4 separate regions of the Homo sapiens genome follow, and regions 1, 3 and 4 are each linked to region 2. Evidence: chromatin loops called from intact Hi-C (ENCODE). Cell type or tissue: Calu3. All regions are shown on one strand. Each heading gives the region's core, and the rest is flanking DNA. Links, peaks and the distances in the headings are about the cores only.

Region 1 (7,991 bases), core at 1,946-6,945, 480 kb after region 2:
GACAGGTAATTAGCAGCCCTCATTACAACCTCACGACTGGAGTACACAGAAATGAACAATTCCCCAAAGGAAAAGGTTTGCTATATTGCAAGCAGGGGAGAGAGACATTCTAGGGGAAAAAAAGTAGATGTGTAGAGATGACATCAAGATGGCAGAGCAGGAACTCTGGTGTTGGTTTACCCTCAGAAACACAAAAATAATATTTGGACTGAAATACCTGTGTGAGAAACTTTTAATCCAGTTAAAAAACTGTGTTGTTCTACGCAAGAACAAAGCTGAGAAAACTTGCAACCAACATAGGAAGAAGAGTGATACAGTTTGGACATTTGTCCCCGCCTGCAACTCATGTTGAAATGTAATCCCCAGCGTTGGAGGTGGAACCTGTTAGGAGGTGTTTGAGTCACAGGATTGGATGTCTTATGGCTCTGTGGTATCCTTGTAATAGTGAGTGTATTCTCCCAAGACCTGGCTGCTGTAAAGTGTGGCACCTGCCCCCCTCCACTCTATTTCTTGCTCCTGCTTTTGCCATGTGACATGCAAGCTCCCACTTTACCTTCGCCATTAGTAAAACTCCCTGAAGCCTCCCTAGAAGCCAAGCAGATGCCAGCAGCTTCTAGTACAGCCTGCAGTACCATAAGCCAATTAATCTACTTTCTTTATCAATTACCTAATTTCAGGTATTTCTTTATAGCAATGAAAGAAGGGCCTAATACAAAGAGCAAACTTAATTTTCCCACATCAGTCCCTCCCCCAAACTGGCTTAGTTCAGAGCCAGAGGATCACCTCAGCCCATGACTTCTCCCATGAGTGGGAAGGAGACAGTGAAGAGTGTGCCAGCTGCCTGGCCTACTGCCATTTCAGTGTACTCCCCAAGGGCTAATTTCTGTCATCTCACATTTGAAGCACTGAAAGACTGGTAGAGCCTGTGAGCCTGAGACAACTAGGAGCAAAACAGAGGGGGCAGGTAACTCTTACACCAGCGCTGCTGAGCAAGATTGGTAAAAGTCAGAGAACTAAGGCTTTCTCTTCAGGAGTGAGTGGGAAAAACAAACTGAGCTTTGTCCCCAAACTTTCAGTGCATTTCCAAGGGCCTGATTTCTATCTTGTCTCATACTTAGCATTAAAAACAGTAGAATCTAGATGCCTGGGACAGTTAAATGACTGGACCAGCCAGGAACAAGAGACGAAGGGAGGGTGCCTCTCTATAGTTTATACTGTTCTGCAACACAGGGAAAAAGTGTTGTTTCATCAAATGTGCAGACATGAATACAATCATATAAGAAACATGAAGAATCAAGAAAACATTGAAAAAAGGCAAGAAAATAGATCTCTACCAACTCACCCAAAATAAATGGGAATTTATGAAGTGAAAATGGGAATTTTCAAATACTGAAAATAATTCAGATTAATCATCCTAAAGAAGCTCAGTGAGATAAAAGAGAATGTTGATAGACAATTAAATTAAATCAAAAAATAAAACATGGACAAACTGAGAATATCAACAAAGAGATAGACGCAATTTTTTTTTTTTTTTTTTTTTTTTTTTTAGCCAGGCACAGTGGCTCACACCTGTAATCCCAGCTACTCAAGAGGCTGAAGTGGGAAGACTGCTTGAAGCCAGGATTTTAAGACCAGCCTGGGTGACACAGCAAGACCCCTTGTATAAAAAAATTTTTTTTTGATAGACAGGCATGGTAGTGTATGCCTGTAGTCCCAGCTACTCAGAAGACTGAGGCAGGAGGATTGCTTGAGCCCCGGAGTTTGAATCTGCAGTGAGCTATGCTCACACCACTGCACTCCAGCTCTGGGCAACAAACACAGCAAGACCTCATCTTAAAAATAACATAAAATAAAATAAATATAATTAAATTTTTAAAATACTAGAAAATTGGATTTTATTAAAGAATAACTGGATTTAAAAAATCGCAAGAGAGGTTCAACAGCAAACTTTTATCAAGCAGAAGACAGAATTTGAAAACTCGAGGATGGGCAATTTGAAATTACAGCCAGAACAGCAAAATGAAAAAATAATGAAAAGAAGTGAAGAAATCTTAAGGAAATCATGGTACTCCATCAAACCAATATATACATTATGGAAGGCCCAGAGGAGAAGAGAAAGAGAAAGCGGTAAAAACCCTAATTAAAAAAATGACTCAATAATTCCCAAATCTGGGCATGGAAATGAACATCCAGATTCATGAAGCCCAAACAGAATAAATCCAAAAAGGTCTAGAACAAGACATTATAGTCAAAATGTCAAAAATCAAAGACAACTACAGAATTTTCAAACCAGCAAGAGAAAAGTGACTCATTACAGGCAAAGGAGCTCCATAAGACTACTGGCAGATTCCTCATCAGAAACTATGCAGGCCAAGAGAGTGAGATGATATATACAGTCAGCCCTTCATATCGACATGTTCTGCATCTGGAGATTCAAGCAACTGTATAGCAAAACAAAAAACAATCTAACAATTAAAAATTTAAATAAAAAGTGTAATATAGTTAGAACAAATATTTATGTTGCATTTACATTTTATTGGGTATAATGAGTAATCTACAGCTGATGTAAAGTATACAGGAAGATGTACATGGTCTATATGCAAATACATTATTTTATACAACAGACTTTAGAATTTGTGGATTGTATTATCTGTGGAGTTTCCTGGATAACCCCACAGGTACCGGGGGATCACTACATATTTAAAGTGCTGAAAGAAAAAAAAAAAACTACTAACCAAGAGTGCTATACCCAGCAAAGCTGTCCTTCAGAAATGAAGGCAAGAAAAAATTTCCCAAACAAAAGCTGAGGAAGTTCATCACCACTATGTTTACCTTATGAAAAACGCTACATGAAGTTGCTCAAGTTGAAACAAAAAGACACTAAATAGCAACATGAAAGACCACAGGAGTATAAAACTCACTGGTTAGGGTAAATATATAAGTAAATATAGAATCTTCTAATATTGTAAAGTATGTAAGTCACTTTTAACCCTAATATAAATGTTAAAAGACAAAAGTACTAAGAACTATAACAATTAATGGATACACAATTTAAGATGTAAATTGTGACATCAATAACAAATAATTAAGGGAGAATAAATGGGTAGTTTTGTATGTGAGCATAGTTAAGCTGTTATCAGCTTAAAATAGACTGTTAGAAATATGTTTATGTAAGTCCCATGGTAACCAGAAAGGAAAAAACTTACAGGAGATACACAAAAGAGAAAGAGAAAAAAATCAAAGCACAACACTACAAAAATCAAGTCACCAAAGAAGACAAAAGGGGAGGAGAAGAAAGAAAGAAAAGAACTACAGAATAGACAGAAAAAAATTAATGAAATAGCAATAGTAAGCCCTTACCCATCAATAATTACTTTATATGTAAATCAATTAAATTCCCCAAACAAAAGACAAAGAGGAAGAATCTGGCAGAGATCAACCCCAGAGAAACCTGGAATCCTGCAGAAAAAGTAGGCGGGAGGCCGGGCGCGGTGGCTCACACTTGTAATCACAGCATTTTGGGAGGCCGAGGCAGGCAGATCACTTGAGGACAAGAGTTCAAGACCAGCCTGGCCAACATGGTGAAACCTCATCTCTATTAAAAATACAAAACAATTAGCCAGGCATTGTGGCAGGTGCCTATAATCCCAGCTACTCAAGAGGCTGAGGCAGGAGAATTGCTCGAACCCAGGAGGCGGAGGTTGCAGTGAGCCAAGATCATGCCATTGCAATCCAGCCTGGGCAACAAGAGCGATACTCCGTTCAAAAAAAAAAGGTGGGAATGCTGCTCTGCTCCCTTCACCCCTCTGACAATCTGCTGACCACCAAACTGTTGGGAACCCCTCTGTCCTCATGACCTAGGGCAAAGCTATCGGTGGTGACTTGGGAATTTCCCAGGGATAGAGAACCAGCTGGCTAGCTCCTGTAGGAATTCATGTACTCCCCTGACCCAAACTGAGATGACAGGTGCAATACTGGTGTAGATACCTAGTGGACCTCTGCCCTGCCTAGGGTTTCTCCGCCCTTGAGTCATCACACCACCAGAACCCTCACAAATATAACTTACAACCCACTCTGGCTTTGGCAAGCACAGGAGACTGATGGGCCCCCAGGAAGTTGTGAGGCCCCTGGAGATCTAACCACCAGCATGGGCTACCAACAAGGGAGTGCAGCCTACCAAAGTCCCCTTAGGACAAAGGGAATGTGGATGCAGCACTGATTGCTGAAGGAGGCAGTGCCAACACCAGGAAATGAACATGGAGAGAGGGACATCTCCCACCCATCCAATGCCATACACTATTGCAGACACAGCAGAGGTTCTTCCCACTGGGGGCTGGGGAATGCATTCGGAGAAAGCATTTTTTAAGCTTTTCACAGCAGCTCCATCCCTACTCAAAGTAAGCCCATGCTGCATGGGGTTTACTCGAATGGCGGGGCCTAACTCGCCCTCCCTACACAGAATGGCAGCATCCCAGCAACAGAGAACAGAGAAATCACAGAGTTGCCTGCCCTGAACTGGGGTAAGATACTCTGTCCAAGCCTTCAAGAGGGTGTTTCGGTGGCCCACAGCTGCTCTGCAACCAGGAACCAAAAGTATTTATGAACTAAGGTCGTGAGCTTTGCAACAGGGGCAAGATAGGGAAGCAGATGGCATTCCTGCTGACTCAGGATAAGGACCTGGTGCACCTCCCCAACCTTTCCTCCAAGATCTCAGCGGGCCCCAACAAGATTGCTTCCTGTTCCCACTGGCCCCCTAACCCCTCTCATGCCTCCTGTCAACACAGGTGCTACCACTTGACATCAGCCTGGGCATGAGCTGTCTCCTACTCTTAAGTGTCATCTCCATCTACTGGACTACAGCCTGAACTGCACCACCAAACAAAAAACCTGCTACCAGAAGGGCTTAGTGCTAGTCTGAGATAAGTTTCCTAAGACCTATGCACCTGCACTCTCAATCCCACAGGAAATAGTGTGTCCGCTCATATGTTCAATACATCGCTACAACAATCAGCATCTAAGAAAGTCACTACACAGAGGCTATCCACAACCAACGTACCCATATACAGCCTTGGCCCACTGAAAGTACCAATAAATGAAACAAAAAGATCATACACAACATACACCACAGTCATACCCTAAAGGGAAAAAGGATTGAAAAATTAAAAGATCCCATGCAAATGATAGCAAACTCAAAAATGAGAAGTAGCAGCTCCTCAGACGAGAAGGAATCAGCAAGAACTCTGGCAGTATAAAAAGCCAGGATGTCCTGACACCTCCAAAGGATTGCACCAACTCTCTAGTAATGGATACTAACCAAACTGAAAAATTTGAAATGATAAAATATTCAAAATAAGGATATCAAGGAAACTCAGTAAGATCCAAGAGAAAGTTGAAATCCAATACAAAGACACTAGAAAAATAATTCAGGGTATGAAAGACAAGATAGCTGTATTAAGAAAAAAACAAATAGAACTTCTGAAATTGAAAATTTTGCTAAAGGAATTTCAAAATACAGCTGGAAGTTTTAATAACAGATTACACAAAGCAGAAGAAAGAATTTCAGAACTTGAAGGCTGGTCCTTCAAATTAACCCAGATAAAGCAAAAAAAAGAACAAAGCCTTTGGAAATACAAAGAAAAAGCAAGCAAATTGGAAAACATATTTGAGGAAATAATTCAGGAAAATTTCCCTAATCTTGCTAGAGAGGTCAAGAACCAGATATAAGAAACTGAGAGTACACCTGAGAGATACTATACAACACAACCGTTCCCAAGGTTAATACAAAAAAAAACCTTAAAGGTAGCTAGAGAAAAGGCCCAAATTACCTATAAAGGAAGTCCCATCAGACTAACAGCAGACTTCTCAGCAGAAACCTTACAAGCCAGAAGAGACTGAAGCCTATTTTTGCCTTCTTAAAGAAAAAAAAATGGCAGCCAAAAAGTTCATATCCTGCCAAACAGCTTCATAAATAAGGGAGAAATAAAGCCTTTATTAGAGAAGCAACTGTTAAGGGAATTTGTCTCCACCAGATAAGCCCTACAAGAAATATTCACAGAAGTTCTAAAGATGGAAACGAAAGAATGATACTGCTACCATAAAACAACACATAAGTACAAAGTTCTCAGATGCTACAAAACAATTACACAATTGAGACTACAAAACAACTAGCTAAGAAAGCTATGACAGAAATGAAACCTCACATATCGATATTAGTCTTACATGTAAATGGTCTAAATACCCTACTCAAAAGACACAGAGTGGCAAATTGGATTTAAAAAACAGTATTCTGCTGCCTTCAATAGATCTACCTCACAGGGAACGGCATTCCCACACTAAAAGTAAAGAAATGGAAAAACATCTATCATGCAAATGAAAAACAAACAAACAAAAAAGAGGATGAGTTGCTATTCTTGTAGCACATAAAACAGACTTTAAATGAACAAAGCTAAAAAAAGAAAATGAAAAAGATGGCATTATTTAATGATAAAACATTCAATTCAATCAAGAAGACTTAACTATCCTAACTATACCTGCACCCAATGTCAAAGTACCCATATTTATAAAACAAATACTAGTAGACTTCAGAGATACACAGTGAAACAATAATAGTGGGGGACTTCACTACCCCACTGACAGCATTAGACAGATCACTGAGGCAGAAAACTAACAAAAAAAAAAAAAAAAAAAAAAAAAAAAACACTCTGGACTTAAACTGGACTCTTGACCAAAAGTACCTAATAGACATCTACAGAATATTCCACCCAAGAACCGCAAATACCCACTTCTTTAATCATCTGTACATGCAACATTCTCTAAATTTGACCACAAGCTCGGTCATAAAGCAAGTCTCAATAAATGCAAAAAAACTGAAATCATATCAAGTATCTTCTTGGACAATACACCCACACCTCTTGAGTAAAGCAAAAGCAGTGTTTAAAGGAAAGTTTATACTGCTAAATGCCTACGTGAAAAGATAGATCTCAAATTAACAACCTAAGGTCATATCTAAAGGACTTAGGAAAACAAACCAAATCCAAAGGTATCAGAAAAAAAAGAAAGAAATATTAGAGAACTAAATGAAACTGAGACCAAAACAACAACAACAAAGCATCAACAAAATGAAAAGCTGGTTCATCGAAACAAAATTGATAGAGTGCTAGCAAGATTACTCAAGAAAAAAACGAACATTCAAATAACCACAATAAAAAATGATAAAGGTGACATTACAACTGATACCACAGAAAGAAAAAAGATCACCAGAGACTACTAGGAACATCTCTATGCACACAAACTAGGAAACCTAGGAGAAATGGATATATTCCTGGAAAAACACAACCTCCAAAGATTGAGCCAGAAAGATATTGAAATCTTGAACAGACGAATGAGTTAGATAATTAAATCGGTAATAAAAAATCTACCAACCAAAAAAAGCCCTGGGCAAGACAGAGTCACAGCCACATTCTACCAAATGTTCAAAAAGCTGGCACCAATCTTACTGAAACTGTTATAGGAAATCAAGGACAATTCCTCTCTGATTCATTCTACAAAACTAGCATCACCCTGGTATCAAAATCTAGCAAGGACACAGAAAAAAAAAACTACTGGTCAATATACTTTCTGAACATAGATGCAAAAATCTTCAACAACATACTAGCAAACTTAATTCAACATCATATCAACCAGATAATTCATCATGATCAAGTGGGCTTTATTTCTGGGAAACAAGGATCATTCAATATACACAAATCAATATTATTCACCACACAAACAGAATTAAAAACAAAACCTGTATGATCATCTCAACAGACACAGAAAAAGCATTCAATAGCATCCAGCATCCCTTCATAAAAACCTTCAACAAACTGGACATCGAAGGAACATACCTCAAAATAATAAAAGCCATTTATGACAAACCCACAGCTAACATCATACTGAATGGGCAAATTTGAATGAATTCCCCTTAAGAATGATAACAAGACAAGGATGTCCAC
Region 2 (7,991 bases), core at 1,049-6,048:
ACAAAATGCTTCCCCATGCATGACCATTCAGAGTTTCCCAACCACCCTGCAGGTTGGGCAGGGCAGTTATCAAGGACCTCACTTTACTGCTGAAATGAAATTATGGGGTTAGTTTTGGGGGTATATTGGTCTGTTTCCTCTCTCCCAAAGGAAAACAAAATCCTGTTGGGGATTCAGCTGCAAACGTCTTAAGTTTTGGAGGAAGAAGAGAAAGAGAGGCAAGTCCTTTTTTCCAGAGACAATTAACTCTAGCCCTGGTCAGCAGACAATTGACTGTATTTCTTATAACTTGTTGCCTACTATCAACTTCTAATCCCTGAAGGGTAGAAAGCCCCAATAATCCTTTGCATGTGCACTAGGCACTTCTGTTTACAGTTATTTCATTTTATTCTCTTAACAGCCCAGTGAAGTCTATGCAGTTAGGCTCACTTCCACTTGACAGTTACAGGAATTGAGACCCAGCAGTGTCAAAAAATCTGCCCAAGTTCACATAGATGGTAAATGGTACAGCTCAGCTTAGGCTCATGTCTTCAGAAAATGAGGCCAGGGATCTTTTTAATACTCTATTCCTCTCTGTCTTTGAGCATTACCCAATCCATACCTGGACATTCCGGAGGCAAAAAAGCAGTATATGAAGATGGTCCATTTCCATGGATCAAGGGTATTACAACACAGAAGAGAAGTTAAGAGTGAAGATCTTGTTGTCAGGTTGACCTATGTTTGAGTCATGACTGACCACTTATAGCTGAATAACATTGGGAAAAGCACCTTTTTAAGCCTCTATATTCTCATCTATAAAAGGATGTGATAATTAAGTGAGATGCCCTCCTGCAAATTACTTAGCAGAAATTGCTCAATAGTAACTAATTGCTGTTGTTGTGATTCTTGACAATGCTCCTGATATTAATCACTAAATCTGTTTTAATTAAGGGGTCCTGCATAACATTGTATCACCTTGGTTATTTTCCAAGATGGAGGTGGTATCTCACATGCTTAGGCATCTTCTCTATTTCACCAACTTTCCTATTTGCTTTCCTAAAAGCGGCTATAATGTTGCTTCTTTAGCACACCCTCCATTAAGAGTAGTTTCAGTGTCTGCTGTTGTCAACCTTCTGGGGCTTGAGGATAGAAATCCTGTGAGCGGGTGGTTATCTTATCTTTTCACCCTGCTGGTCATTATTCAGCCAAGCTGAACACATTTTTTTCTTTTCATGTTTTTCCTCACACTCTGTTTAGTCAAGTTTCTAAAGTAGCAAACTTGTCATTGAAGTGACCAGACAGAACACTTAGCATTTTTCTCACATGCACACATTTTCAAAGTACTTTTCCATCTCTCTCCAATGCTCAATGTCTAGAGGGAATGTGGTGTTTTGGAGCATGACATTAAGAGAAGGGAAAATTGAATGTTTTCTGGAATTGCTATATGCCTAATGGAGACTTGGAAAATATCCATTGAGAAAGAGGAGAAACGGAGTTGGAGTGAGAAATTAAGAAACTGTCTCAGCTCAGAAAACTGGATTTCAGGGTCTGAAGAGCTCTAGGTCTCCAGATTCCTAGAATTCTGTTTCCCAAATGGTACTTGTTTGACATTGGACATGGGAGGTGTCAAGAATGTGATGGAAGAATGAGTAATAACGTTTATAAGGTGGATGATGGAAGGGAAGACATGGTTAGACAAACTGTGTAGTAGGGGAAGGATGGAAAAAGGCTTTACTGGACCTCAGAAATTAAATTCCATTTACAAATGTCTATTGAGTTTCCATGGGCAAAGTATGTGATAGGCATTAGGGGGTAAAGAAGTTAAAAAGACGAGTAAGACATTGTTCTTTATCTTAAGAGCTTCACATGACATGGACAAACATTGAGAAATAGTGACCCAGAATCCATCAAGGCCAAATTCATAACCTATAGATTCTCTATCTGTGGAAATTTCTTCTGAGCACTGGTGTTGGGAAGGGGAATAGATTAGCACCCCATTTTTCATGCACAACAAAACAAAACACACCAACACACAAAATTATATAGGAATAGTAATAATTATTATTATTTACTACTAAAAAAACACATACAATCAGATTATGATTTCTTTCCTTCTATGCATTCTCCTTGGACTGTACTGGTATTGCCATGAAGGTGAAATATTGACCTGATTTCTCCTGGATAGCAATGTTTGCAGTTCAATCTGGTAACTACTTAATGTGATGCCCCAAGGCCCTTCTCTTACCTTTAACCCGACCCACCTCCCCGCCTGCAATGACCCACATTGACTGAATCCCTACAACATGCCCAGTCCCATTTGGCACCTGGTAAATGTCAGGTATCATAATACGATGCCAACACTATGCAGAGATGAATAAAACAGTTTCAAGATTTCGCAGTCCAATGGGGAAAGCAGACATGTAAGCAGATATTTATACTGTAGTCTCTGATTTATGAAACTGGGAAGAGCCTCAAAGACTTCAAAGTTCCAATATGTCCTATGCCACATGTTGTTTAATAAAATAACAGCTAATACTTACATGTCATTTAATATGCTCCAGGCACTACTATGTGTGCTTTATATGTATTAACTCATCAAATCTCCACAACACACCAGAGTAGGAACTATTATTACTCCTCTCTCAAAAATGATAAAAACTGAGGCACAAGAAGGTTAAGTCACAGCTAATAAATGATAGAGACAGAAAGTGAACTGAGGAGGTCTAGCTCCATAGTGCATGTCCTTAACCACTATACTATACTGCCTTTCAAATGAGATAATAAAAATTGCTTTTCAATGAAATGGAGGGAATTGTGGCCTCTCTCATCACCTCCGAGTCTCTCTCTGGCTTCTTTATAGCCAGCATTTATTGAGTGTTCTTTATGTGCCACATACTATGCTAAATGCTTTCAACACATCTCATTTAAGTCTCCTTCAACTTGATGAGACAGGTACTAGCATTATCTTCATTTTACAGAGGAGGGAATTGAGAATAAGAGAGATTCAGTAAAATCCAAAGTTGCACAGAGAAGCGAGATGAAACCGGGATTCCAGCCTAGCTTAGTTGGACTCCAAGCCCAAAGCCTTCCTTTGTTTAAAAAACAATTTTTTTAATTTAATTTCTTTCTTTTCTTTTTTCTTTTTCTTTTTTCTTTTTTTTTTTTTTTTTTGAGATGGAGTCTCACTCTGTTGCCCAGGCTGGAGTGCAATGGCACGATCTTGGCTCACTGCAACCTCCGCCTCCCAGGTTCAAGTGATTCTCCGGCCTCAGCCTCCCGAGTAGCTGGGATTACAGGAGCCCGCCACCACACTCGGCTATTTTTTAATACTTTTTGGTAGAGACGGAGTTTCGCCATGTTGGCCAGGCTGGTCTCGAACTCCTGATCTCAAGTGGTCTGCCCCCCTCAGCCTCCCAAAGTGCTGAGCCACTGCACTTGGCCAATTTCTTTCTTTTTTTTTCTAAGACAATGTTGTAGCACCAAAGCCTTCATTTGACCTGATATCTTCTTCCTCTGTAATGGGCTATTTTTGCTGGAATCTCAAGAACAATAGGACAAGTATCTCCAGTTCCCTCTGCCTAAGACCAGACATGCCAAGCCTTCTGCTCTGGGAATGTGTTTGCATCCACCTCTTTCTGAGATGAATCAGATTCCATAAACCACCCTCTACTACCCAGAGTCAATGCTGAGTTACGTGTGCTGGAGGGAAACCGATGGGGCTGTCAGTAGAGGAGCCCCGTGAAGTTCCAAAGGCCCTGATCGACTGGAGGCAGGCTGCTGCTGATGTCAGCTTCTATAGGTACCACTATCCAAAGCCTTATGATTTTCCAAGAAAAGAAATATTCTCAAGAATCTCTAGCCATCTAACATAGTTTTAAAATTGCTACAATTGCCCAAAGGGAAAAATAATTCAGAATCTTTCTTATCTCCAGATGTCCTTGTCAAAGTCCAGGCTAGCATATCTTTAGGATAACCATCATAAAAATGAGAAAAGGAAAAGCATTTAATGTGAAGAAGAAGAACAGGAAGACACAGACAGATGGCGCTCTGGAGGAGCACAGCCCTCCTAAGGAAGCTCTTAGGCTGCTGTGCAACTTCCATTTATCTTCTCAAACTTCCTGGAACATTGGCCGCTGATGTACCTTATCTATCTATTGATGGCCCAGAAGTCATATAAACACTGTCTATCAATGGCTACCGGGACTTGTGTCCAGCAGGTTCAGACACTTGCCATTTGATCTCATTTATCTGCACTTTTTTTTCCTTAATGCTCTGCCATAAAAAAGAGTTAAAAGCTATAATCTCCCCCTTTTTCATGTCTTAAGCAGTTACTCTCCAACAAATATTCAAACTCATTTTCTGAATGTACAGAAAAATCATTTGAGCTGCCATTTACAATTTTAGCTCTTAGGTAAATCAAACAAATTGGAAGCAATTGCTGTAAGAGCTGTACAGGCAAACAAATTCAGCTCCATCTCTCATATGTTTCTGCTTCATGGAATTTAAGCTCCATGCACCATCCGTCATTTCTATTTTATAAAAGACGTGCATGGACCAGAACTTTGCAGCCCATGTTAAACAGGAAATTAACTAACAAGTTCTCTAAATATTCATGGTGCATCTACATATGCAAGGAAATGTGCTACAAATTGACAAGGCATAAATTGGATTCTCTGTCCACCAAGAGATTGAAATATATGTGTACAATAGGTAATATTTCATAATTATAGAACAGGTGCTACAGGAAGTGTGTAATCAATGGAGAGAGTATTCACTTGGTAGGTATTAAAGGTTCTTGAAAGGGCTGGGATGGAGCAGGTCATTGAGAATACAAAAGATTCAGGTAAGTGAGGGGCAGAGATTAGGAAAAGAAGATTATGAATACTGAGGCACTGAAACAAGAAAATATGAAGTGCATTTAGCAGACAGTGGGTAGGCCCATGTGGCCAGAGCAGAAAGGTTGTGGGGGCAAGTAATGAGATATACATCTGTTTGGTGTTGCTCTGAGAACTAACAAAGCCCCTTATCTAAATAGGAGTCCCTTGAGAATAGAATTCATCTAGGTAGGTTTTCTGGGGAAGCCAGTGCCCACCAGTCTCCTGTGGATACTGCTCTTTCTTTCCTAAGGATTGCTTTAGAAGCAAATCCCTGAGAGCTGTGTCAGCTAGGATAACTCTCTCTGCTACTCTCAGGTAACGGCTCCTTCCCCATCAGGCTATCAATGCTTCTCCTGCTGCTTCTGACACCTGAGTCACTGGACTCAACATTGAAGACCTGGCTCATAGGTTTCCTGCCAGCATCCTGCGTGGCTTTAGTGGCCCAAGATAACTTATTATAAATCCTTGGCCCTCAGTTCCTTGACCTTTTCCCTTTTAATAGCCTCAACCTTTACTTTACCCATCCACTCTCAAGTCTACACCCTGAGCATTATCATCACCTAGAACTACTCCTCATCAGAGAAATCAAATTCAAACATTCCATAGCTGAACTTCTTATTTTCTTTACCAAAGCTTCTTCTCCTCCTTTAATCCCTATGTCAGTGGATGGTACCACTATGCATTCTTGCCTGCATTCTGGCTTCCTCTCCAGACTACCCCCATTTCCAATCAGGAACCAGATCCTGTTCTTTTTACCTACTTCTACCTCATGAACACATTTTCTTTTTTTCATTCCCTGCTAAAACTCTCATATATTGGCCACCATCACCTCTGGCCTGGATTCTAGTAACAGTCTCCTAACTTATATTCCTGACCTGATTTGTACCCACTCAACTTCACTCACCCAACACAGCTGAAGTTATCTGTTCAAGTGGCAAACCTCAGTATGCTCTTCCTTCCCTCCAAATTTTGAATGGTAACTCCTCTGTCCTCCAAACTTCTTAGCATGCTGAAAGAGGCCTTTTTCTAGAATGTTGTTACTTGTTCTCTTCCTTGCCCAGTTCCACACATCCTCCCCATCTCAGACACCATCTTCTCTGAGATGCTTTTCCCAACTTCCTTAGACTGATTTGGGGAGCCTCCCACAGCTGGTGTTTGCCTTTGGGATGGCACTTAACATACTAAATACTCAATTGAAATTACTTGTTTATAAGACCACCTCCAGCATGAAGAACAGTTTCCAAACCATAACAGGAGCTCATAAATGCTTATGAAATGAATGAAAAGAGATGCAAGTGAGAAACATTTTGAATATAAGAAGGGGAAGTAAGACAAAGTAAAAGATAAATTTAAGGTTTGCTACTGGGTGAAAGAGGTGGGGATTGTGGAGCAATGGGCAGAGGAAGAACTTCCAGAAGAGAAGAAGCAGGTTTTGAAAATGACACTTTCAAGTTGGGCATGCTGACTTGGAGAATGACTAGATATGAGGGAACAGAGCCAGGAAACACAGATTTGGGACTTAGACACAAAGAAGGTATCTTTGAATCCATCTGTGTAGATGATGTGTTTAATACATATTGTGTGGCTTCATTACACCGTCGAGCCATTGTGACTTCCGTTTGCTGTTTTCATGCAATATGATGCTTGTTTTTTAATTGGCTTCTACCAATTTTCCCCCAAAAGATAATTTCTTTGATCAACACATTGGCTGACTATTGATTCATACATTTCTATTTATTTATAGAGAGAGGAGCAGAGGACCAAGATTTGTATACGCAGGAAATTTTACCAATTATCCAGGTAATTCAGGTATAAATTAGAGAGTTTTTTTCTTAATTTTTGAAATAATTATTTTCATTGTTTCTGATTTTGAAGATCTGCGGGGATGTTTTTCTCCTGTAACTACCCTTTCTGTCTTTTTTTTTAACATATTTTGCTAACTGCAGCCATTAATTACCTCATCACACAATCAAGCCATTGTGACTTTTGTTTGCTGTTTTTATGCAGCCTGATGCTTGTTTTTCAATTGCCTTCTACTGTTTTCCCCGAAAGATAATTTCTTTGATCAACACATTGGCTGACCATTGATTTATGCATGTTTTACCAGAAATATTCTTGCTTGATCTCCCTCCTACCTCCTCTAAGTTGATTTCCCATTAAGGAATACTGTGTTCTGAATTTTATTCTCTTCCCTTCCAAGTGAATAATTATCAGTACTTAAACTATCACGTCATATGCGCATGTCCTCCTGCCTACTAATTAATTTCAGAAGCTCAGTGCCCGTTCACAGATAAAAGAACGGTGCATTGGTACTTCACAGGGGTCACATTTTACCCCTAGAACCCCAAATCAGTCCACATTTTCCTAATCGTGGTATACAGGTTTGATTTAGTAAAGTCACAATTATCTTTCAGAGTTGAAATATAAACATAAAGGCGCTTCATGAATCTAATCATATTCCTTCCTGCCACAGGAAGAACCTTCAGTCTTTTGGAAAAACTTGTATATATATAGTGGTTCTTATTCCAAATAAGTTAAATATAGTGAATTCCTGATTCATATAGAAGTATTACAATATTTCCTTGATGAATTTGTATAGCTGGAAGCAGATCTGCCATGAAATGTGAAACCGCATCCCACTTGTGTGAGCTGCCCTGGTCAAATGTGTAAATCTCTAAGTGTAGCAAAATCTCCCTTTGCTCTAGGAAGTAGTTCTTAGCTTTTTGGGGGATCACAAACTGCTTCGATAATTCAGGTGCTTCTTACCAGAAAAATGCACATACTCACACACAATATTTTGTATATAATTTCAGGGGGTTCAAAGATCTTTGAAAACCTAGCCATCAATCCTCTAAAGGTCCATGGAGTGCCAGTTGACAACCCCTGGACTAAGAGCTAAAGATCAATTATTGATGGATGAGGGATTTCATAAACCTCAGAATGTGAGGAAAACAGCTGCAACGATAATGTGCACTGCTGGGCAGCAGCTACAACTCGCAGCAGGAGATGCACGGCTTGTATATAGTCAAGCCCAGCATGGCACTGAGTGGGCTGCCATCTTCCTTTCTGCAGGACATCACGTTTTCTACTCATTTTATTATGGGATTTAATTTTATGGCAGCAGAGCTCTGATTT
Region 3 (7,991 bases), core at 1,052-6,051, 230 kb after region 2:
TTTTTTCCTTCTTTTTTTCCCCCATTTTTCCTAATTTGGAACCACCAAAAACTAAGCTGTGCTTTTGTAAAGCCCTGTGAACTGAAGCTAGACAACTAAACTTCAGAAGAAAGTAACAGCAACCTGTTTACATACATAAGCCACTTTCATACCTGCCTACTGATATATGGACTTCATAGTAATGTGGCCTATATTGATTTCCCAGGATTGTTCTTTAGTTTGATGTTGCTTTTCTCCCTTCCTCCCCCTATTTTCTCTTCATAGAATATAAGACTTCACAACCTGCTGAAAATGAGCTTTCCTAATAACTCGGGACCTACCTGTCTAGGAATAAACCATCCTAAACATGAAAGATCAGAGAAAATGTGAGACCAGAGACTCATTTTCTTCTAAAGTCCTTTCTCCAAAAGATTTTTAAAAAGATAAAGGGGGAAATTTGAAAGGAAAATAAATCTTGGGGCCCCCAAATCACTAAGCTAAAGGGAAAAGTCAAGCTGGGAACTGCTTAGGGCCAACCTGCCTCCCATTCTATTCAAAGTCACCCCTCTGCTCACTGAGATAAATGCATATCTGGTTGCCTTCTTTGGAAAGGCTAATCAGAAACTCAGAAGAAATGCAACCATCTGTCCCTTATCTGCCTATGACCTGGAAGCCCCCTCCCCACTTTGAGTCCTCCCGCCTTTGCTTTGAGTTGTCCCGCCTTTCCAGACCGAGCCAATGTTTATCTTCTATATGTTGATTGATGTCTCATGTCTCCCTAGAATTTATAAAACCAAACTGTGCTCTGATCACCTTTGACACATGTCTTCAGGACCTCCTGAGGCTGTGTCATGGGCATGCATCCTCAATCTTGGCAAAATAAACTTTCTAAATTAGCTGAGACCTGTCTCAGATTTTTGGGGTTCACAAGCATGTTATCCGTTAAGTGATAAGATCATAGAGAACTTAAGTGAACCCATTCTGCATACAAAATTCAGTGCATATTATGGCGAGTGGGAGTATCTGAACTTGTAGTTCATCTGGTTTTTACTTTACAAAGATAAGACTAACTCCGGTTAATTCCCATGTCTAGAGAAACACAATATAATTTGGCTCCGCACCTGAGATGCTCTCCAGCCATGATGGTAGAGTTCCTCATTCTAGGGATTATGGACCCAGGCCAAGCCTGCTCCTTGATACTGAAAGTAAGCAGCAGAATCTGCCTAGCAATCCTTAGGGAACCTGTCAAGTGTCTGGAACCTAATACCCAAAAGAGAAGGGCCATTTTATGCTGGCCCTCCTCTTCCAGTCCTGTTTTCTATCTGATGCAGCAGCGCTGGAGCTTTGTGGCAGATGTATTCCTAAGTGGTGGAGGGTGGTCCAGGGAGGGAAGTATGAAATGCAGTTTAAGTAACCAGCTTCTTTGGCGGAGGTTGGGGAGATATTTTCTATAGCAGATAAGAGAAGAATAAATGGTTACAGGATTTCAATACTTTGTTACTGGATATGGACTGGTATATGAAATGAAATAAATGTCCAGACAGGTGCTAAGAATTTAAATAGTTCACTTGTTATACCAAGATTATTTCACGAGATACACGCAATTCAAAACTGAATCCTGCATCTCTCTTCCAAGTTCTCAGTCCAGAGAATGAACTTTTGTGAACAGAGGAAAGGGAGAAATGAAGCTTGGGATTGGGAATAGATGTGTTAGAGGCTAAGAGGTGGAAATGTTGGCGTTCTACCCACTACAGGGACCCACCACCCAAAGAGCACACCATCGCAAGATAAGATGACTTTCCTGTGAAATCCATTCCCCCCTTGAGGTCTGTGGCCTGACATAGATCTGGGACAATCTGGGAGATACACTCTAGTTACTTAATGTTAAGGAACATTAGGGAAATGGAGCCCAAGAAAGTTAAGTCTAATCCTGGGATCATAGACTGGACTCTCAGCACACATGAAGCTTTCAGACATCACTTATAAATAGATACTCCCTTCCCTCACTCAGGCTTCATACCCAGTGGAAAAAATGTGCTCCTGATATCTGTATGTCCCTGACTTGTCTGCTTTTGTTGGGTCTTGAGTCATGGGTAATATTAGGCATATAGCCACTCCCTTTCTCTGCGTTCACACAGGCCCATCCATTCATTCAATAAATATTTTCTTAGCATGTACCTGCCAAGCATGGTTATAAATGCCAGAGATATTGTATCTCTTCTCAGGGCCTCGTATTCTCAGCCACATTCACAAATAGAGACATACAGACTTTATTGGAAAAAAAATTAACTGGCTCCTACACAACACTTTAAACTGAGGTGAACAAGACTGTCTTCACCTGGTAGTCAGGGTAACTGGGTTTCAGCCCAGAATCTTCCACCAACCAGCTATGGGACCTCAGGCAAGTCACCTCTCTTTTCAGGCCTCATCTTCGTCTTCTGTAAAGTGAGACCCTTGGTCTAGGATGGGTGATCTCTACGTTTCTTTCTCAATTTCACATTTTGTAACTCTCTCATTCTTTAATAAATATAGGCCCTGTATCTGTTGTAGGAAAAGCTGAGATTATTTTCTGGGGGAAATTGATAACAAACCTAGATTTTTTTTCCTAGTGAACTGTAGGGACTAGTGTATTTTCTGAGCCACATCAGGAACTGTGTCCTGAGCCCAAGAAATGGTATAGTACAGGCCTCTCGGACCTTCACATACCCAAACTTCAGAGAAAGCTCACATTACAAGCAATTAATATAGCATAGCAAAGGAAGAGAAGAGAGGTGACAACTGTAGTGGCTTCTTGCCCCGCCTTGATGAGATGGGAAGGGGAATCTAGCAGGTGGGGCAGACAAGGCTGCCCTTGGGGCAGTTTGTGCTTCACAGTGTTGTGAAGTCCAAGAAAGAGGGTTTTGTCAAGATTCTTTTTTCTGTGTGTTTAAACAGAGTTATACTACAATTGAATTAGTGTTCTCACCCAGACCCCCTGCCATAAAAATCATCAAACAAGCCTGGAAGAATGTTACTGCAGGGACTTTGCCAGCAGAGTGCTAGGATTTCTGGAAGCTGGGTATCTTCTCACACACAGTGGCCAGCATTGGCTTTGGAGTTTCTTGTTTTCCTAGCACCTGAGGAAAACTTTGATTTGCCCCAGAAAGACTGCCCAGGTCCAGGGCAATGCTATTTGACATCGTATCCTCGGTGCATGGGAGTAAATATGCCCCCTTCAGGTGTGGCACAGACTTGAGACTTATGCTGAGGTCAGGCCTCACAGCTGCCTCCCAAGGCTACTGTCCCAGATGGCCCCTTCCCACACACCGGCCACCATGGAGGGATTAGCATGCACGTGTGTGTGTGTGTGTGTGTGTGTGTATGTTTGTGTCTTTGTGTCAGTATTTCTGTGAAGGAGGCAGTCCAAGGGACCAGCAGGAGGATTTGTAGCTGGTGTGTGTGTGTGTGTGTGTATGTTTGTGTTTTGTGTCAGTATGTCTGTGAAGCAGGCAGTCCAAGGGACCAGCAGGAGGATTTGATTATTACTGCCTAGAGACATCTGACGCAGGGGAGCCCTGGTTTCTTGTGGTTGATATACCTGGGCAAGGAAAAGGGAGCTGAGAAGCAATCAGAGAAAGTTGAGCAAAAAGGATGAAGGCAGGAGGAAATAGCTGAAAGAAGACAGAAGAGCCCAGCTCAGACACAGGTGATTAGCAGTTCCTCAGGGTTCCTTTGGGAACCCTGAGGGTTCCTGAGCAGTTCCTTTGGGGTCCAGGGTTTGTGAGGCTCTGCTGGACTACAGGCATCAGCCACCCCTGAGGGAGGCAGCTCTGCACAAAGAAGATACAGTAGCTGGAGGAGCCAGTTCATCCAGCCAGGAATCTTCTGGCCTCACAGCATCTAAAGGGAAAATGCAGAGAGAACAAGTCAGGATTCTTGATTATGGGACTCCCTGTGGAGGGCAAGGCCCTAGAAAAAGTTGGACATCATCTAAGAGTTCTGGCTTCAAAACTCAGTATTGTGTGGTCTTTGTGCACCCTCTTGTGGAGTGAGCAGTGACTCCTGAAGGCTTGCCCAGACCAGGATCATTTCCGTTGGGAGTATCATAGACCAAAGTCCATCCTCAAAATCTGGTCTCCACTCTCACAAAAGGAATGCACACAAATGTCATCCAACTGAAAGTCCTATTTCAGAAACCTTTTGTCCACTCTCCTTCTATTATTCTAGTAATGATTACAGTAGGCTAAACATTGTTTAAGTTTCAAAAGGCAGAAAACCAGAAATTTTTTTTAAAAAAACAGTATTATATGAAGCAATGCTTGTAGAACAATCTATCATCTGTAAGCAGACTATTTTCCTTGTACTGATCAATACTACTCCTTTATTACCTATCTTATCTTTCCTGTCTCTCCACTGAGTTCCATGTATACCTCACACAGTCACACAACTGTTGACACAGTCAAAACTGCAGTTCGCAGATGAGGCAACTGGAACTCAAAGAGGTTATGTAATTTGTGTAAGATTACACAGTTTGTAAGTGACAAAGTCCAGAGTCCAATTCAGGGCTACCAGTTTACATGGTTTTCCACTGAACTTCACTGTTTGCAGAAAAGAGATATACAAAAACATTTAGATAGATCCTTCCACCCACACAGAATTTATTGCTACTAATTGAACAGACTACTGAGTAATGTTATTAAAATATTGTTTTAGGTGTGACATTTTGATAAGAACTTTTTTTTTTTTTTGAGACAGTCTTGCTCTGTCACCCAGGCTGGAGTACAGTGGGGAAATCTCGGCTCACCACAGCCTCCGCCTCCCAGGTTCAAGCGATTCTCCTACCTCAGTCTCTATGGTACCCACCACCAAACCGGGCTGTGTGGTTTTGTTTTGTTTTGTTTGTTTGGTGTGTTTTTGGGTTTGTTTGTTTTTGTTTTTGAGACAAAATCTTGTTCTTGTCGCCCAGGCTGGAGTGCAATGGCATGATCTCGGCTCACTGCAACCTCCGCCTCCTGGGTTCAAGCGATTCTCCTGCCTCAGCCTCCCAGGTAGCTGGGATTACGGGCACCCAGCTACCACCACACCCAGCTAATTTTTGCACTTTTAGTAGAGGCAGGGTTTCACCATGTTAGCCAGGTTGGTCTTTGGTCTCGAATTCCTGACCTCAGGCAATCTGCCCGCCTCAGCCTCCGAAAGTGCTGGGATTACAGGTGTGAGCACTAATTTGTATTTTTAGTAGAGACAGGATTTCACTGTATTGGCCAGGCTGGTCTTGAACTCCTGACCACAAGTCATCCACCCGCCTCAGCCTCCCAAAGTGCCAGATTAGAGGTGTGAGCCACCGCATCCAGCCGATAGGGGGATTTCTTGAGTTACTTCTTGTGTGGTACAGTATAAACCATCTCCTCTCTTCCCTATGAAATTATTAGTAAATGTTACATTGATTACTAATACTTTGTATTGAAGTAAATTTTTTTTAGGGTGGGGAACTCAAAGACAGTGGTAGGAAACAACCAATTAACTGCATTGTAAATTTAAATGTTCCCATGGACTTTCAAAAACAAAAGAAATCCACATCTTAAACTGAAATGTTAACACCTTACCAGGATCTTGGAAAGCCCAAGAAAAATACCTTCCACATCAGGTCAGCTCAGCTTTGCTGTTGTGGTAGAGAGAGAGGAGAGGAAGAGAAATGAGGCAGAACATTTCAAAGAAACATTCCCTGCCCTTGTGCTTACAGTCTTACCATATCCTAATGCCATTCCTGTAGGTGTTTACTACCCCACCTTCTGTTGTACAGTTAGAGAAAATGAAGTCCAGAAGGAGGCGACAACTTGGCTACGTCTCCGCAAACTCCCAGTTTCCCAAGTGCCCTGCTTTTTAGGCCCCATTGAATCAAATGATATGCCAACACTCAGTTCTACCCTTTATACTCCATGAAACACCCAGTCCTGGGCTGATGCCTCTTATGAAACTGACCAGTAGGGTTGGAGCACTATTTCTCATTATCTCTACCTCTTTGCTGTAGTATGATTAGGACAGTCAAGCAGCAAACAAGGAAACTCTCAGTGTACTTCCACACTTAGGAGTGAGTGTTTGTTTGTTTGTTTGTTTGTTTGAGATGGAGTCTCGCTCTGTCGCCCAGGCTGGAGTGCAGTGGCACGATCTTGGCTCACTGCAACCTCTGCCTCCTGGGTTCAAGCGATTTTTCTGCCTCAGCCTCCCGAGTAGCTGGGACTACAGGCGCACACCACCACGCCCGGCTAATTTTTGTATTTTTAGTAGAGATGGAGTTTCACCTTATTGGCCAGGCTGGGAGTGACTGTTTTTTTTGTTTTGTTGTTAAAGCCAAACGTCTTTGTAAAATTATCAGACTATCCTTTGCAGGCATCAAATTCTTCAGCTTTAGATTCTTCACCTTCCTTTTGCTTTGTCATATAATGACTTCACTTTCTCTTGACTCATATTAGTCTATAGGTATGTCTTTCTTATAGCAACCCAGCACCACATAAAAGCTGCAATTTCAAAATGAGATAAAAAGATAGTTTGCAAAAAGTGCAAGGTTTTCACATCTGCTGGCATAGCTGCAGTGATGGCTTCACAATTTTTCTTTTTTTCTTTTTCTTTCCTTTTTTTTTTTTTTTTTTTTTACAAAGGCCCTTATGCTGGAGTCATGTATCTTGAAATCGTGGGCAACTGCACTGCAGACCTCAATCTATGGTACCTATCAAGCATTTCAACTTTTTATTATAATGTCATGACTTTTATCTGCTTCTTAGAGTACTTTGAGCATCAATTAGTGGCACTCTATGGGTTCCATGGTGTTATTCAAGGTTTAAGATATTGCAGTAAACATGATGAAAAAATATGTGAGAACTGTGAGACATCACTTTTTACTGCAATGTAAATTTACTGGAGAGGAACTGCTTACGTGGAGATGATTAGTGGCATATATATTCATATTTGCAACATATCCTAAAGACTCTTCAATATTTGTTGTAATTTTGTCTTTATTTCTTATTTGAAACAGTTTTAAGAGTATGTTTTTTTTTTTTATACTTTAAGTTCTGCAGAACGTGCAGGTTTGTTACATAGGTATACACGTGCCATGGTGGTTTGCTGCACCTATCAACCCGTCATCTACATTAGGTATTTCTCCTAATGCTATCCCTTCCCTAGCCCTCCACCCGCCAACAGGCCCCAGTGTGTGATGTTCCCCTCCCTATGTCCATGTGTTCTCATTGCTCAACTCCCACTTATCAGTGAGAGCATGCAGTGGTTTTCTGTTCTTGTGTTAGTTGCTGAGTATGATGGTTTCCAGCTCCATCCATGTCCCTGCAAAGGACACGAACTCATCCTTTTTTATGGCTGCATAGTATTCCATGGTGTATATGTGCCACATTTTCTTTATCCAGTCTATCATTGATGGGCATTTGGGTTGGTTCCAAGTCTATTGCTATTGTGAACAGTGCCACAATAAATACATGTATGCATGTGTCTTTATAGTAGAATGATTTATAATCCTTTGGGTATATACCCAATAATGGGATTACTGGGTCAAATGGTATTTCTGGTTCTAGATCCTTGAGGAATCATCACACTGTCTTCCACAATGGTTGAACTAATTTATACTCCCACCAACAGTGTAAAAGTGTTCCTATTTCTCCACATCCTCTCCACCATCTGTAGTTTCCTGACTTTTTAATGATCGTGATTCTAACTGGTGTGAGATGGCGTCTCATTGTGGTTTTGATTTGCATTTCTCTAATGAGCAGTGATGATGAGCTTTTTTTCATGTTTGTTGGCTGGATAAATGTCTTCTTTTGAGAAGTGTCTGTTCATATCCTTTGCCCACTTTTTGATGGGGTTGTTTTTTTCTTGTAAATTTAAGTTCTTTGTAGATTCTGGATATTAGCCCTTTGTCAGGTGGATAGATTGCAAAAATATTCTCGCATTCTATAGGTTGCCTGTTCACTCTGATGATAGTTTCTTTTGTTGTGCAGAAGCTCTTTAGTTTGATTAGATCCCATTTG
Region 4 (7,991 bases), core at 1,271-6,270, 170 kb after region 2:
TTTGAAATTTTTCATTTTTATTGTGAAATTAGATTCTTATGAATGTCTGCTTATCCTTTGTTTAAAGCTTTTCTTAACCGTTTTATTATCTTCAATCTTCATGTTAGCAAAACTTTTTAAGTTAAAATAAATAAAAAATTAATGGATAAATTATTTTCCTGCGAGCGCTCCTTCAAGCACAGGTATGTGAAGATCAATTTTGTTGAAGTCATGGACAAATTTGTGGAAGTTAAAACTCAAGAACAGAAACTGTAATGTTGTGATTTATTTATATGATAGGCCAATATAGAGAGGTGACAGCATGCTGGCAGCCTCACAGCCCTTGCTCTCGGTGCTTCCTCGGCCTTGGCGCCCACTCTGCCCACGCTTGAGGAGCCCTTCAGCCCACCACTGCACTGTGGTAGCCCCCTTCTGGGCTGGCCAAGGCCGGAGCCGGCTCGCTCAGCTTGCGGGGAGGTGTGGAGGGAGAGGCGCGGGCAGGAACCGGGGCTGTGCGCGGCGTTTGCCGGCCAGTGCGAGTTCCGGGTAGGCGTGGGCTCGGCAGGCCCCGCTGGCGGCCGGCCAGCCCACAAGCCCAGGGCAGTGAGGAGCTTAGCACCTGGGCCAGCAGCTGCTGTGCTCGATTTCTCACCGGGCCTTAGCTGCCTCTCCACGAGCAGGGTTTGGGACGGGCAGCTAGCCATGCCTGGCCGCCCGCCGCCCGCCGCCCGCCGCCCGCCGCCCGCCGCCCGCCGCCCGCCGCCCGCCGCCCGCCGCCCGCCGCCCGCCATGCCTGAGCTCCCGCCCCCTGCCCGCCCGCCATGCCTGAGCCCCCACCCCCTCCCCGCCCGCCATGCCTGAGCCCCCACCCCCTCCCCGCCACCCCCAGCCCACTGCTGTGGACTCCTGCGCCGCCCGAGCCTCCTCGACGAGCACCGCCCCCTGCTCCAGGGCGCCCAGTCCCATAGACCGCCCGAAGGCTGAGGACTGCTGGCGCATGGCGCGGGACTGGCAGGCAGCTCCACCTGCGGCCCCTGTGCGGGATCCACTGCGTGAAGCCAGCTGGGCTCCTGAGTATGGTGGGGACTTGAAGTATCTTTATGTCTAGGTAAGGGATTGTAAATACACCAGTCAGCACTCTGTATCTAGCTCAAGTTTTGTAAACACACCAATCAGCACCCTGTGTCTAGCTCAGGGTTTGTGAATGCACCAATGGACACTGCATCTAGCTAATCTAGTGGGGAGGTGGAGAACTTTTGTGTCTAGCTCAGGGATTGTAAAGCACCAATCAGCACCCTGTTAAAACAGACCAATCAGCTCTCTGTAAAATGGACCAATCAGCAGGATGTGGGTGGGACCAGATAAGAGAATAAAAGCAGGCTGCCTGAGCTGGCGGTGGCAATGCTTCCCTGTCTCCTTCTGTACTGTGGAAGCTTTGCTCTTTTACTCTGCAATAAATCTTGCTGCTGCTAACTGTTTGGGTCCACGCTACCTCTATAAGCTGTAACACTCACCATAAAGGTCTTACAGCTTCATTCCTGAAGCCAGTGAGACCACGAACCCAGCAGGAGGAACGAACAACTCCAGACGCGCTGCCTTAAGAGCTGTTAACACTCACCGCAAGGTCTGCAGCTTCACTCCTGAAGCCAGAGAGACCACGAACCCAGCAGGAGGAATGAACAACTCCAGATGCGCCGCCTTAAGAGCTGTAACGCTCACCGCGAAGGTCTGCAGCCTCACTCCTGAGCCAGCGAGACCACGAACCCACCAGAAGGAAGAAACTCCGAACACATCCGAACCTCGGAAGGAAGAAACTCCAAACACATCCAAACATCAGAAGGAACAAACTCTGCACACACCGCCTTTAAGAACTGTAACACTCACCACCAGGGTTCGCGGCTTCATTCTTGAAGTCAGTGAGACCAAGAAGCCACCAATTCCGGACACAATATGAAGTAAGTTTTCCTATGTCTTTTAAAAATATATATTAATATATTTAATAAGAATTTATTACCTTTTCACTACCCTATTTGGTACTATTCTTATTCATTTTACTTTTTATTTTTAAAAACTTTTGCAGTGGTATGATTGTATATGGAAAGGTCAATGAAAAAAATTCACTCTTCCTAATCTGAAATGGCATGTTTATTTTCATTTATTTATTTTTACTGACATGACCATATAAGGGTTAGTGAAAGAAAATGTTCACTACTTAAAGTTTCCTGGCCATTAATTATTTGTTTCATTTCATGATTATTCCTCAAAATAACTTTGTCAGGTAGAGGAAGAAAAGTTAAAACATAATCCGCTCTGTCAAACACACGAGATAGAACACTAAGGCTTGATCCAAAAATATGTGGAGCCTATTTCCAAGGCAGTTCAGTTAACTTTTTCCACTCAGCCATGTGGGTTCCCACCTCACCCTCCTCTCTTCTTGCTGCTCAGTCTTTCCATTGTCCTCCTCACTGCCTCACCCAGCTCCTAAGTGCCGTTTTAATATGATGGATCCCATGATAGTAAAAGTGACTCTGGGGTGAATTCATCAGAAAGGGTTGCACTGGAAACTGAATGAAGGACTCTGCATCACAAACCAGGGGACCTGGAAAGAACAGAAGAGGATGCTTTGTCAGGTGGTCACCTTTCATAGTAGAGTGCTGGGCTCAATTTCCTGTTGGGAGGACTCTGAATGGGTCTGACCTAGATGTTTCCACAAACTTTTCACAAGGGCAGCCCTGTGAGGCGGAAAGAGAAGAGAGAGCCAGGAGGATTATGAGGTGGGAGAAGAAAAGAAAGCTTGAACAAAATGCGCCATAAGAAAAGGAAGTGCCTTTTCAAAAATGCAATGAGACAAATTCCTCTTTTGCGAATGCTTTCTCATCCTGGGGGGTTAAGACGGGGTGATGGGGTGCTATATATCCAAATTGGAGCAAAATGACTCAGAAAAAGTAAGTGTTTCTGGATCAAGGATACTCATGGAAATTCAAAAAAAGAAAGGCAATAAATATGTCAATAAAGTATTCAAAATCACTACAATTTTAGAAATATATAAGTCAAATTGACGAAGATTGAAAATAAACTATCAAGTGTTCACATCATAGATAAGCACCTAAGTGTTTTAATTAGATATATAATAGTATACCCTTTGAGCGGAATTTTATCCAGTAATTTAAAATTTCTATGTTATCAAACATTTCAGGACGTAGAAAATAGATTCAAGTAAAAAAAACTACTAAACATTACGTTATCCCTTATGCTTACCAAAGTGACTGGAAAGATGTATTTTGAAGTAGAAAGAAAATCTCTATCCTCTTCTTTCACTCTCCCTTCTCGCTCTTCCCCCCACCCCCATACATTTCAATCCCAAGGAGGAGCGTCTATGTTTTGTCAACTTCTGGAATACTGTCTGGGCTACCGTTGGCAGTCATTGCGTATTAGAAAGGCATATTGTAACTACCCCTCTTGCTTCCTATCGTCCCCATGTGGTAGGATTGGCAAACTGAATCCAGGCCCACTTGGACTAAACACTTACTGGTTCACTTAATCTCTCCTTTGTGCTCATAATTGGTTAGGCCTCCTATACCCTGTCGTGAGTCAGAGAATGGACGATCCCAAGAAATGGAATTAGGCCTGGGGAGAGGTGGAGACTCTACTAAGTTTCTAGGCAACAGGTGCCTTGGCTACCCCTCAGGTATTTAAGGTCCAAGCTGTCTAAATCACAAAGGGAGGGGAGGACATCTATAAATCCAACCAATTGGCCGGGCACGGTGACTCAAGCCTGTAATTCCAGCACTTAGGGAGGCTGAGGCACGCGGATCACGAGGTCAGTAGATAGAGACCATCCTGGCCAACATGGTGAAACCCCGTCTCTACTAAAAATACAAAAATTAGCTGGGTGTGGCCGTGCGCGCCTGTAGTCCCAGCTACTCGGGAAGCTGAGGCAGGAGGATGGCGTGAACCCGGGAGGCCGAGCTTGTAGTGAGCCGAGATCGTGCCACTGTACTCCAGCCTGGGTGACAGAAAAAGACTGTCAAAAATGATAATAAATATATATATATATAAATAAAATCCAATCAACTGCTTCAAGGTAGGAAATAAAAGTTCAAGCCCTGGAGGCTTTTAGGGTGAGGAGACATTTTCTACTGAATCCTTTTGTAGCTAGACTTTGTTCAAAGGGCAATGAAAAATGATAGTTAAAAAAAAACTTTTTGTTTATCCTGGACCTATTTTTTCTTATTTTGATCCGAGCACCATGGCTTCTTCCACTCAGGTTTTTGCCTTGTATAAAGCTAAACCCTTTCCTGGCTTAGCAGTTGTCATATGGCATAAGCCCATCTGATAGGAGCACTGCATTCCTCCGTCCATAGTATTTTATTAAGAGAAAAACATGCACACAAAGAGAAGATGTTTCCTTGGAACTGTGTACCATGTGAGAAACACCGACACAAACTGCAATGCTAAAGTCTGTAAAATCTGTGCAAGTAAAAATCACCTATAGAGACGCCACTGAGGGCCGGGCAGTGTCTCAAGCCTGTAATCCCAGCACTTTGGGAGGCCGAGGTGGGTGGATCACCTGAGGTCAGGAGTTTATGACCAGCCTGGCAAACATGGAGAAATCCCGTCTCTACTAAAAATACAAAAACTAGCCGGGTGTGGTGGCGCGTGCCTGTAATCCCAGCTGCTCCGGAGGCTGAGGCAAGAAAATCACTTGAATCTGGGAGGCGGAGGTTGCAGTGAGTCGGGATCGTGCCACTGCACTCCAGCCTGGGTGACAGAGCAAGACTGTGTCGCAAAAGAAGAACGAAAAAGAAGCCACTTAAAATAAGAGGTTGAGGACACTTGTGGAATAGGAAGTAGGAATATGAATAGATCAATATATAGTACATAATAAGAGATGTCATAATATTAATACTAATATTGCTAATAGTAAAATAAACATTCTTAAAGTGTATTGGGCTTTGGATACTAAAATTTGATCACTGTCAGAAGACTGGTTACAGGTCAAACTAGTGGTGTTTTTCTGACTTCTCTTGAGTGGAGAAGGCTTTTCTAGGGCACAGGTCAGGTGGCTAATAACAGAGTAGGATGATTGGTGCAGGATCTGCTCAAGTGGAATGCTTAGTTTTGAATGTAAAAAGCAGAAACATCAATGATGTCAGCAAAGGCAAATTCTAGGAAGTATCAAAATATGAAAACTCAGAAAGCTACATTTGTGTTCAACTCTGGTCAATTTTTGGTTTATAATGAAAAAGACAAAGGTCAGACTCTTGAGTACAATCTAGATTCAAGTGGGGGCAAAAACAAGGAAATGGACAAAGTAATAGAGGGTCAAGGTAATTGCTTAGAACAGGAAATGCTAGAGATTCTTCTTAAAGGATCAAAGCCAGATCTATTCCTGGATAGATCAGTGTAGTTTAAAGCTCTGTGAAACAAACACCAGCTCTCTAATGGTCTTTCTAGTGTAGTTGTTTAAAAATAACAGAATAAATGATAAGAAAAAACAAAATTTGGAAAACTGGACTTCCATATTTGGCACTATGGCAGACAACATGTCCAGTTCCTAGCTCACGCAGCAAAATAATTCAAAATTCTACATGAATTTTTTTCACCCTCCCAATATTTTAATTCAATTTTAATATAAAATATTGGGAGGGTGAAAAAAATTATGTGCTATGATAAGGTAAGGGAAATTCTCGAAGACCAAAAATGGAATAAAAGCAGGAACCCAGAAAGGAAAGCGACCCTGAAGTTGGTACCTTCTCTGAGGCATCTGTCCCTCCCTGGTGAAATTGAGCTTATATTTTGATGGCTGCATAAAATGATGGGAACAGTAGGCAATGTCTCAGCTTTGCCAAGGAGGAGATGTTGTTAGGAGAGCCATAGGACAAAAACAGGGTAAATGAAAAGAAAATATAACCTACAGATGAAGATAACAAGGAAAACCACCTTTTACCTTTGATGGTGGGAGAAGAGGAGACAAATTGCCTGTGTTTCCCTACACGTATAAGCTAGACTTTGTGCCATTTAGGGGAATAAATTGATACCACTTATATGGCACCAAAAACTTTGAGCAATATCTATTTTGAAGGGATATTGAGTTGTGATATTTTCAAAGCATGGACGTAAAAACATGCAAACTCTCTCTGGAAAAATACATTTTCAACTTAGGCCTCATAAAATTCCCACGAGTTTTTGAATATTACAAAATACAGAAGGAAACAAAGTCCCATTGATAAGTCAACAATAAAAACAATAGCAGAATGAAACTTACAAATAATTCTGCTGCCCCTATTATCAGATAGAATATTATAAAAATATGTTTTATAATTTCAACAAGAGAGTATTGGAGGTTATTAGTAACAAACAATAACAATGGCTAGACAGTTTTTTTGAAAATCAAATAGAACTTGAATTGTACATATATAATCAATGTGTACATTTAAATAATATATAAATATATATACATTCAATATACATAGAAACAAAAAATGAAAATGTGTAATGGCAGATTATATACAACTAAAAACAAAATTAGTAAACTGACACATAGTTCTTCTTTTTTTCTTGAGACGGAGTCTCACGCTGTCGCCCAGGCTGAAGTGCATTGGCATGATCTCAGCTCACTGCAACCTCTGCCTCTCGGGTTCAAACGATTCTCATGCCTCAGCCTCCCGAGTAGCTGGGATTACAGTTGTGTGCCACCATGCCCAGCTAGTTTTTGTATTTTTAGTAGAGATGGGGTTTCATCATGTTGGCCAGGCTGGTCTCAAACTCCTGACCTCAAGTGATCCACTCGCCTTGGTCTCCCAAAGTGCTGAGATTACAGGTATGAGCCACCATGCCCGGCCCTGACACATAGTTCTAAGGAAATTATACAGTATAGAGAAAAAGCAGGCAAAGAGATAAATAACGCAAGATAGGTGAAAAATCCCTAGACATTAGAGTAAGATCTATCTTACATCTAATCAAAGTTTCAGCACAGAATTGACAAAGGCAATAATCCTAGATATGAAGTCTGAAAGTTTTCCAGATTGATGAGAGACAAGATCCTACAGATTTAAGGTTTCCAAACCCCAAAATGGATAAATTAAAGATCTTCTATACCCAAACAAATTATAGTGCACTACAGAAAAGCAAAGAAAAGAGGCTCGCAGGAAAGGAAGATTAGATAAATGTTAATTTTACAGCTGAATTCTCAACAACAATGGTACTGTCAAGACAGTAAAATCATACTTTCAAAATCTGAAATGCAAGCCTAGAATTGAGTGCCTAGGAAAATAAACCCTCACTTTAAAAAAGGAAAAGGTGGTGAAATAAAACCTTTTCAGACAAACAAAAATAAACAATTTACTACCAACAGACTATCAGTGAAAGGATTCTAAAGGGTATATTTCACACACACACAAAATTAAACCCATTATGATGTAATATTGGAGAAGGAAGAAAGTAGTAAACATGGCCTGGTGCAGTGGCTCATGCCTGTAATCTCAGCACTTTGGGAGGCTGAGGTGGGTGGATCACTTGAGGTCAGGAGTTCAAGACCAGCCTGGCCAACATGGTGAAACCCTGTCTTTACTAAAAATACAAAAATTAGCTGGGCATGGTGGCAGGCACCTGTAATCCCACCTACTTGGGAGGCCGAGGCAGGAGAATTGCTTGAACCCGGTAGGCGGAGGTTGCAGTGAGCCAAGGTCGCACCACTGCACTCCAGCCTGGGTAACAGAGTGAGACTCTGTCTCAAAAAAAAAAAAAAAAAGAAAATGGTAAACACCTGAATCAATCTAAATAAAGATTGGCTGTAGAAGACAATAATATTAATAATATCTAATAGGGGGGTAAAAAATTGGAAAGATAAAACTAATATCCTGAGAAACCTTTATGTAAGTTAGGATAAATCAGAATTAAAATCTTTTAATGTACTTATATTATTTTTAAAGTGGCTAAAGATATTAACGTTGTTGCAGATGTTAACGTTACCCTTCAGTATTTATGGTTCTCTTCTCCTTTGGGGCATG

Evidence for each region. Hi-C counts contacts between places; a loop is a spot of excess contacts. Peaks named below come from ENCODE experiments on the same cell type or tissue, not always from the same donor. Only the 100,000 strongest peaks of a DNase experiment are listed, where the experiment ranks them.
Region 1: a loop joins it to region 2, with 8 times the contacts of the local background. A loop is called at or near these places in 13 of 110 quality-filtered maps.
Region 3: a loop joins it to region 2, with 7 times the contacts of the local background. A loop is called at or near these places in 38 of 110 quality-filtered maps.
Region 4: it touches region 2 in a loop (10-fold over the local background); 8 of 110 quality-filtered maps call a loop at or near these places.

Annotation. Positions count from the first base shown.
Region 1 is chr14:70,563,218-70,571,208 of GRCh38, forward strand. It overlaps a transcript of ADAM20 not described here. Among named protein-coding and RNA genes, the nearest start is that of ADAM20, 32 kb to the left of the region's middle. In Calu3, for the core only: a CTCF peak has its summit at 4,871 (motif pointing left); a DNase peak (open chromatin) is centred at 4,824.
Region 2 is chr14:70,083,270-70,091,260 of GRCh38, forward strand. All of the region lies in intron 2 of SLC8A3 (solute carrier family 8 member A3), which reads right to left. Among named protein-coding and RNA genes, the nearest start is that of SLC8A3, 100 kb to the right of the region's middle. In Calu3, for the core only: no CTCF peak of the experiment used is centred there; a DNase peak (open chromatin) is centred at 4,032.
Region 3 is chr14:70,314,054-70,322,044 of GRCh38, forward strand. LOC101928046 (a long non-coding RNA gene) reads left to right here. Exons shown (of 7, transcript XR_007064236.1): 6 at 265-365; 7 at 1,073-1,178. Among named protein-coding and RNA genes, the nearest start is that of COX16, 42 kb to the right of the region's middle. In Calu3, for the core only: a CTCF peak has its summit at 3,942; a DNase peak (open chromatin) is centred at 3,998.
Region 4 is chr14:70,254,256-70,262,246 of GRCh38, forward strand. LOC101928046 (a long non-coding RNA gene) reads left to right here and starts at 564. Exons shown (of 7, transcript XR_007064236.1): 1 at 564-1,087; 2 at 1,510-1,934. It overlaps LOC105370552 (a long non-coding RNA gene), which reads right to left and starts at 3,611. Exons shown (of 2, transcript XR_943992.1): 1 at 3,509-3,611; 2 at 2,107-2,578. RefSeq lists a silencer at 582-691. In Calu3, for the core only: a CTCF peak has its summit at 3,527; a DNase peak (open chromatin) is centred at 3,446.